Linked DNA regions of Homo sapiens: region 1 is linked to region 2. A link is a contact called in ENCODE Hi-C or POLR2A ChIA-PET data. All regions are on one chromosome and are shown on one strand. Each heading gives the region's core, a stretch centred on a gene start or an enhancer-like site at or near the end of the contact. The rest is flanking DNA. Distances are from core to core; before and after follow the strand shown. Region 1 holds the start of TMEM174 (transmembrane protein 174). Region 2 holds the start of TMEM171 (transmembrane protein 171).

What was found. A loop is a pair of places that touch in the nucleus more often than their neighbours do. ChIA-PET counts read pairs that join two places held with the same protein, here RNA polymerase II (POLR2A). Pooled maps may share reads with other maps.
Region 1: a loop to region 2 is called in a map of endothelial cell of hepatic sinusoid, with 2.9 times the contacts of the local background. The contact joins the promoter of TMEM174 here to the promoter of TMEM171 in region 2. A Hi-C loop is called at or near these places in 2 of 168 maps with a recorded cell type or tissue (endothelial cell of hepatic sinusoid and endothelial cell of umbilical vein) and 8 of 50 pooled maps. POLR2A ChIA-PET finds 5 or more read pairs at or near these places in 4 of 52 experiments (AG04449, Caco-2, activated CD4-positive, alpha-beta memory T cell and 1 more).

The regions. Positions count from the first base shown.
Region 1 is chr5:73,170,613-73,174,524 of GRCh38, reverse strand. TMEM174 (transmembrane protein 174) reads right to left here and starts at 1,332. Exons shown (of 2, transcript NM_153217.3): 1 at 656-1,332; 2 at 1-465. The coding sequence starts at 1,281. The coding sequence ends at 360.
Region 2 is chr5:73,118,470-73,122,395 of GRCh38, reverse strand. It overlaps TMEM171 (transmembrane protein 171), which reads right to left and starts at 1,821. Exons shown (of 4, transcript NM_173490.8): 1 at 1,700-1,821. LOC124901001 reads left to right here and starts at 1,905. Exons shown (of 2, transcript XM_047417978.1): 1 at 1,905-3,926. The coding sequence starts at 1,967. The coding sequence ends at 2,668. RefSeq lists an enhancer at 2,431-2,982.

The DNA.
Region 1 (3,912 bases), core at 83-2,582, 53 kb before region 2:
TTTTTCCATTGGCTGCTGGGGTTAAAATTGAGCCACCAATGCCTTCCTACAGAGAAGGGGGAGGGTGGTGGATGAAAAAGTGAAATTCCTGCTCCTGAACCTTATACAGGAGATTTCTTACCCGAGGGAATTTGAAACTGTTCCGGAGGAGAATTTCCCCAGCCCAGCCTAATTTTTACCAATCTGAGAAATTGCACCTCCCACTTCCCCTTTCCCCCCTTGAATGATCTCTGTCAGGCTGCCTGGGCGCTGCTGTAACTTCTGAAGGTTACAACATAGAACACCACGGTTGTCAGGTAACAATGACGGAAACACTTGCTCCCTGAGCTGAGCATTGTGTTATTATATCAGAATAGCCTCTAGCGAGGGAGAGAGTATATTTCTTCATAAGGGGGAGGAGAGAAGCAGGCACAGGCCTCCTCTTCCAGCTGTGTCTCTTCTAGCTGGTCAACATCAGGATTGGGCCTGAAATGTGAGCAGAAAACACAGGTACATTATGGTCCAAAGCACCATTCACAGAACCAAGGCTGCCATCGTGGGCAACAGGCTAAGAAGAGATTCACAGTCTCCCAACACCTTATTCATGGACCAAACAGCCACAGATCATGACGGAGATGGCTAGAAGGAGTGCATTCCCCCAGTAGACACGCCATACCTGTGATTTCCACCGTCCGTGAAAGAAAGGCAGCCCTCATCAACCACAAATGCAGAGTTATCTTGAGGGTAGATGGTGTAGTATTGAGGAGGACTTGACATGGCGGCTGCTGCCCCTCCAGAGGTTATGAGGCCGCAGGGGCTCACCACAGACTGCAGGTAGCTGGTATTTATCCCCATAGGCTCTGGAGAACCATAAGGAGGAGGGATGTACTGCACCACAGTGGCCCCATGGAAGGTGATGGGTTGGTTGATGCCAGTGAAAACAAATGATGGTCCTCCTGGTGTCTGTTCCGAGTCCGGGACCCTTTCCTCACTTTCTTTGCACAACTGGCAGGAGAGCATTTTGAACTTGCACACAGCAATCAGGATGAATGTCACCCCAACTGACAGCAGGACGGGCCCAAGGAGCTGGGTCCATTCAAAGTGGGAGACACCTTGGTATTTGATCCAGCCCATGACAGTGAATGTGATCCCCACCAGTCCCAGAAAGATGCCTGAGAAGAGCAAGGTGGCCCCCGCCTTGTCATCATCGGACACCTGGATGTCAGCGGTGCTGGGTGTGTAAGGAGTGACGGAGAACACATTGACAGGGAAGTCCTCCAAGCGGCCGCTGCCCTGCTCCATTGCTCCTTGTGGGCTCACCCTGCTTCTTAGAGTGGAGAGGATTGTGAGAACCAAGGAATCACAGGTCCAAATTAGTTATAGAAGAACTTAGGGCTTGTGCTTAACAGGGTGTAACACACAGAGGGCTGGACCTTGTTTAGAAGAATAAAGGTCTGAGAAATGAAGCCTGAAGTTTTCTCATGTATTGTCAACAAGTGGAGGTCTCTGTTTTGCAAGTCAATGACAAGCTGTCTCTCTAATTCACATTCATTCATTCACACATTCAAAAATTAACTTATTGAGCCCATCTTTCTCTTTCTTTTTCTTTTCTTTTCTTTTTTTTGTTTTGTTTTGTTTTTTTAGGGTGTGGGTCTCACTCTGTCACCCAGCTGGAATGCAGTGGCACAATGATAGCTCACTGCAGCCTCAACCTCCTGGGTCAAGCGATCCTCCCACCTCATCCTCTCCAGTAGCCAGGACTACAGGCACACATCACAATGCTCAGCCAATTTTTAAAATTTTTTGTAGAGATAGGGTCTCATTATGTTGACCAGGCTGGTCTCAAAACTCCTGGACTCAAGTGCTCCTCCTGCCTTGGCCCCAGGAGGTACTCTTCTATAGCAATTTAAGACGCTGCCATAAGACCCTGTTTTTGTCCTACCCAACTTTGTAGAAATGGCAGAGCTCCCTCAAGGGTCTCCAGCAGTGAATGGGGCCCTTGATATATCCACACATGCACAGGAGTCTAACCTGATTTACCTAGTGGTTCAGTTCATTAGGAATAGACAGACACCTATTTCTTGACTGCGTGTGTATTCCTATCTACTTCAAGAACCCCTAGCTGTGATGATACTTAAACTTTAATAACAGTTCTCACAAAGCCCTGAGATCCTGTTCTTTTCTGGCCAGCCCCACATGCCTTTTGCTTTCTGCGTTTGGGGAGTAATTCCAGCTTTGGGAGAGGAACAACGTCATAGGAAACCTTTTTATGCACTGCATCACTGCCAGTGGTTGAATAAGCATCAGATATGACCTGGCTCACTAGGACACATGCTTCGGACCCTCCCTCCATGGTGGCCACACAGTTCCTGGTCTTCAAGGTGAAACAACCAGCTGTGTTTTGGAACCTACTATGTTTTACAACCAAACCCAAGTTGATGTAGAGAAGACAGTTTAATTTTCAATAACATTATCTGTCATTCATGACTGCAAAACTTCCAAACAGCCCCATGAGTTTCTTCCTCCACTGATTAATAACTGTAGCCTTCTTTCCTTCCTAGACAGATTTTATTCAAGCCGATGCTCTCTGCAGTAATTAAATATTATATTAGCTCCTTTTGCAGAATTGAGAGGGCTGCCGTCTTGCCCTAAGGCAGGGCTTCCTAAACTTCCCTTGACAAAGAAATCACATGGGCCACTTTTTTAAAGGACAAAATGTGAGCTCCCATTTCAGACCAACAGAACCAAATATCCAAGGGAAGGACCTCAGGTGATTCATCATCAAGAAATCTTAGGAAACCCAACCCCAGGTTAACCTTAAATGCTTCTAGGAGACCAAAGGACATTTTTCCCCATGAAAATGCCTCTCCCTGCTACAGGACAAGGCTTGTAATCTCCTACTTCACTGCCAAACAGATGGAAAAGCAAGCAGGTGACCCCTGAGGTATCTTCCTGGATGTGCCTTGGAGCAGCAAGGCTGGAGTGGAGTTGCTATAGGAACAGGCTGCCCTTTTTCCCACTGAGCTAGATCAGAGATCCAGGAAAGCCAGATTTTCTCTTTAACTATAAATTTCTGGTAAGTTAGCCTGCCATTATTTTCAGGTTCTTAACTCCTAAGTTAACAGTCAAAACAATCCCTGACATTTAGAAAAAAGCTAGGATCTCAAAACTGTCTTCTAAATCACTCAATTTATGTTTTCCATTTGCCTTTAGCTATATCCACTAAGAATAACTGGGAAGCCTGAGAGAGTAGAGGAAACAGATCACCCTCCTTTAGACAGCTCATGAATGCAAACTGGAACTGCTTTCAGAGCAGAAAGATCAGAAAGTTCTCCAATTACATTTTCAAGGTCCGTTTGACTCAGCTGCTTCTTCCAAAAGCCCCACCTCTGTCTAGATGGTAAATAGCAATTTTTTTTTAAAGCTAACCAACTGAATTCAATAGCATATTCAAAGGACTATATGCCATGACCAAGTGGAAGGCAAGGCTGGTTCAACGTACAAAAATCAATCTATGTGATGCAGTATATTCACAGAATGAAGGGGAAAAAACAACACACGATCATCTCAATTGATGAGTGAAGGGGAAACATTTATTGAATACTTACTATGTACCAGGTGTAATTCTATACATTTAATATAGGTGACATAATTTCATTCTTTTAACAACCAGGTTACAGTCAAGAAAACTATGCTGATTATTAAGCTATGGTGACTCAGCTCCAAACCCACCTTTCTAAACTTCTCTTTGTCTCAGACTCTCAAAGCACACTTTTCCTTTCCCAGGCTGCTCCAGTTAGGCTTTGCCAATAGGGGGTGCTACAGGGAGACTTCAAGGTGGGAGAAAGGAGAAGGCACTTAGCAGTTTCTATTTTGCTTGCTGTTACTGTCAGTGTCACTCCAACAACAGTTCTTCTTCCTGGCAGTAACAGT
Region 2 (3,926 bases), core at 572-3,071:
CTTGGGTTCTCAACAAGCACAGACTGGTGACCCAGTTGCTTGGATCTGGGATGACCCTGGAAAGTGTTGCACAGCAGGTCAACAGGAGCTCAATTTTCAGAGTGGACAGGTACCCAAAGGCTGGTGTGGCCTCTCACTCACCCTCCTCCATGGTGTCACCTACTTCCACAAAGAGGTTGAGACTCAGTTAAAAAACAAGCAGCCAATAAAACTGCTAGTTATAAAGCACAAAATGGGTGGAAGGGGGGAACTTGGCTTTGAAAGAATAGTATAAGTGGAATCAAGTGAGAAAGCACCTTCCAGAAAATCACCCAAGCCCTGTACTTCAGGGGTATAATATATTAAATATGCCAAGTGGTTGTTAAAGAGTTGTCTAGCTTACACAGAGCTGACCTAATTATCTCGTTATCTTATTTTACTCCAATGAATGGGATATTTTACCAGGACCCCGTAAGTCAGGTCCTGCAATTGCAAAGACAATCCAAAATCGTGAAGACTATTTTCACCTGCCCAAGGAAAGAAAACTTTTAAAATATTTTGTGCCGCTCACATCCATGGTCCCATGAAGGAACTCAAGACTGAGGCCCTAAGCCCAAGATGATCTTGACAAACCAAAATCACACTGAGGGAAGGTCAGTTTAGGTAAAGAAAGCAAACAGGCAATCTTACACTGGGAAAAACTTTTCCAGGAAAAAGTATGATAGAATCAGAAGGAAGTTGGAGAAAAAAAGGAAATATAGGAGGGAAAAAAGCTTTCATTTCAAACTTGGAAAAACTTGATATACAGATGCAGTTAAGCTGAGACAAAGCATTGCACTAATTTTTTAATCTTCCCATTTTTTATTAAGTCAGTAACATCCTGCAGTGAATAAGAATTTCATATTGAGTATACAGTAGTCCTCATTTATCCTACAGGGAGTACATTCCAAAACTCTCAGTGGAATGAAACGATGGAGAGTCCTGAAACCTATATATATTGGTTTTTTGTTATTGTTGTTGTTTTAATTTTTTTCCTGAATCATGCAATCTCTTTTGCGGTTTCGGAGACAAGAAAGAGAAGGGTGATTCTCGGCTGCAAAGTCCTATCAGGAATTCATTTATTCCCAGTATAGTCAACTTTGCAGTGAGTCACAAGGCTTCAACTGTCTTAAGGCAAATTCCCAAACACCAGTAAATAGAAGCCCAAAACTGAATCTGTAGTTTCTTGTCCGTGGACTAGTGGACGGAGCACCTGGCTGAGTGTTCACCTCTGATCCATAATAGTGTGGAAATACTCTCTCTCTCTCCTTCTCCCACAGATGCACTCACAAACGGATACAAAGACACCCACATTCACTCGCAATGAAACCTTTTCCAAACACCACCCTACACTTAAACTCCCCAAAGCCAAACTCCCCTCTCCAACACTCCTATTGGTTTTCCAAAAGACATTTCCAAAATTCACAGCACCTCTCCACGTCCAAAGCTATGGTGCGTTTGGGGAACGAAACGAGAGGCAAATGCCTTCTGTGCGAAATCGGTTTGCGGCTTTTAGGGAGCCCGAGCGCAAGCAACAGCCGGAGGGGCTCGCAGGGACGCAGGTTGGGCTCGGATACCCAGCGCCTCCGCGCTGCCGCGGCTCCCCGCGCCCAGCCTGGCCGCACAGCTCAGCGCCCGACCCGCCGCCGCCGGCGCAGGCGCGCGGGCCGGGGCAGCTTACCTGAAGCTGGGTCCGGCGCCTGGCTGACCGCGCTGCTGTGGGCACTGGCTGGGCGCGGCGTCCGCCTCCGCACGCGGCCTCGGCTGCGCCGGCCGCCCTGCACCCTACCCACCGCGCGTCCTGGTGCGGAGGGCGGACCCGGCAGTATTTAGAGAAGGAGGCGGTGCTGCGCGGGCGCGGCGGCCCGGGGAGGGCAGGGCAGGGCAGTGCAGGAGCGACCGGTGGGAGCTGGCCGCCACTGGGGGCCCGGGGCGCGCCCGCGAGGGAATGGAGAGCCAGGGGCGGCTTCGGAACCCAGGGCTGGCGGGTTTGGCAGCCTCCGCGCTCGTGGCCGTGCGCGCGAGGAATCTGGGAGAAATGGGCACCTTCCACGGCTGCCTGGCCCGCACACCTGGCGGGGCCGGCGAGTTGAGATGCCCCCGCCGGCTGGCGGAACTGTGCGCCCCGCCCGCCGAGGCCCGCTCCCCCTCGAGGCCTGAGGCCCAGTTCTATAGGGGCGCGAGAGAGCGGCGGCGTGGGGGGCGCGGAGGAAGCGCCGGCCCCCGCCTCCACCGCCTCCTTCGTGGTTGCGGCCCAGGCCGAACAGGGTACCGTGCCCCGGCCGCCTTGGCCTTGGCCACCGCGAGGTCCGGGGCGACTACACCCAGCAGCCCTGTGGCCCTCCTACTGCTCTGGAGACCTGGAGTGGGGTTACAGAGGGAAGCGACTCGCTGCGAGCTCCCCATCGAATATGGAGCCACCAGGTCACGGGACGACGTGCGCTCTACAGAATGTGAGACAAGGGCCCTCCACACCCAGCCATTCAGGCCTGAGGTCCTGGCTCCGAGACTGAGGCCGAGACGCGGCAAGCCCCGCGCCGGACCAGCTCTGCCCCTCCCGCACCCACGTGTCTGCGCACAGCCCTCCTTTGCGATAGAACCCCCTTCCTGGTTCTCCACCACTAATGATCTGCCGGAATTAAACTGGTAACTTTCCCTGCCCTTGAACCGGGAGTTTCGGGATGAGTTTGCCAATCCCTGTGCTATTTGTAACCAGCCCCGTGACACGTGATACGGATCCAACTGTGCTAGTTTCCACACCAGGGGTCAGGGCACGGTGGAAGGTGAGTCAAGGGTTCTCTGCCCAAGCGCAGAGGTGCCCTGAGCCACGGGGACTTCCCAGCCCTGCCTTCTCTTCTCAGCTTCCTGTCTGCCTTGCCTGAAACCCTATCTAGAGTTAAGGCCAATGGATGAAACTTTTCAATGTGCAAGCAAGCACTTTACCTACCTGATACAACAAGAGATTCCTGGTCATGCTCACTGAAGGTAAAGTATGAAGCAGGCTTAGCTAATCATCAGAGGTGAGAAGAGACTTAAAGAACCAGTCAGAGAGGTAAAGAGGGGAGGGGGTTACCTGGGCTTTAGGGTTCACCAGGGAGGCAGAACGGACAAGTTCTTGCCATTGGAATTTGGTGGGGCACTTGCCTGGGTGGCCAAAGGTGGACTTTTTCATAGCCAGGGTGCCCGACCTCTGTAAATCCCCGCCATAACTAACAGCCCTGATTACTGTCGAAATGAACAATGCCAACACTCACGACCCCTTGCTTTGTGGTTCTTTGCTACATCTCTCCAGCAGTTCAGAAAAGGTTGGAGGCAGCAGGGGACAGGAGACTGAGAAAAACAGTCATTTGTCAGTTGAGGAAACTGAGGTCCAGGCTGACAGAGGTAAAGTAACCTCTGCAGCTGGTTGACATGCAGAGAAGGCCTGAGCCAGATGCAGATGCGCTGACCATTCAGTGTTTCTCCCGCAGCACACCTGTCACTCAGAGAACACACCATGCTGTGAACCCAGAAAACGCCCTCATGGCCTTGTGATGCCAAGCACGTTTAGATTATTATAACAATACAGGCACTGTGTCCCAAGGACATTGCAGTAATCTATGTTTGGGGTGGAGATATCCTTCCTGGTCCAAGTGTCAAGGTATACCACCTTCTGGAAGGGCACCAAAGCATGTCCAGCGAATGGGCAGATACCCAAGAGTGGATTGTACAACAGCAGGCACTGGCTTTCTAAGAACTCAGGCCCTCATTATAGGATTTGTCCCCTCTGACACAGGCCTGTGAACAACTCTTCATTGTGCAAAAGGGTTTCCTTGTCCTTTCCCTACTCATTCTTCCCTTCCCCCTTATTTGAAACTGAATCTCTGGCCATGTCATGTGCAGGCCTGCAAGGGGCCTGTTGATACAGC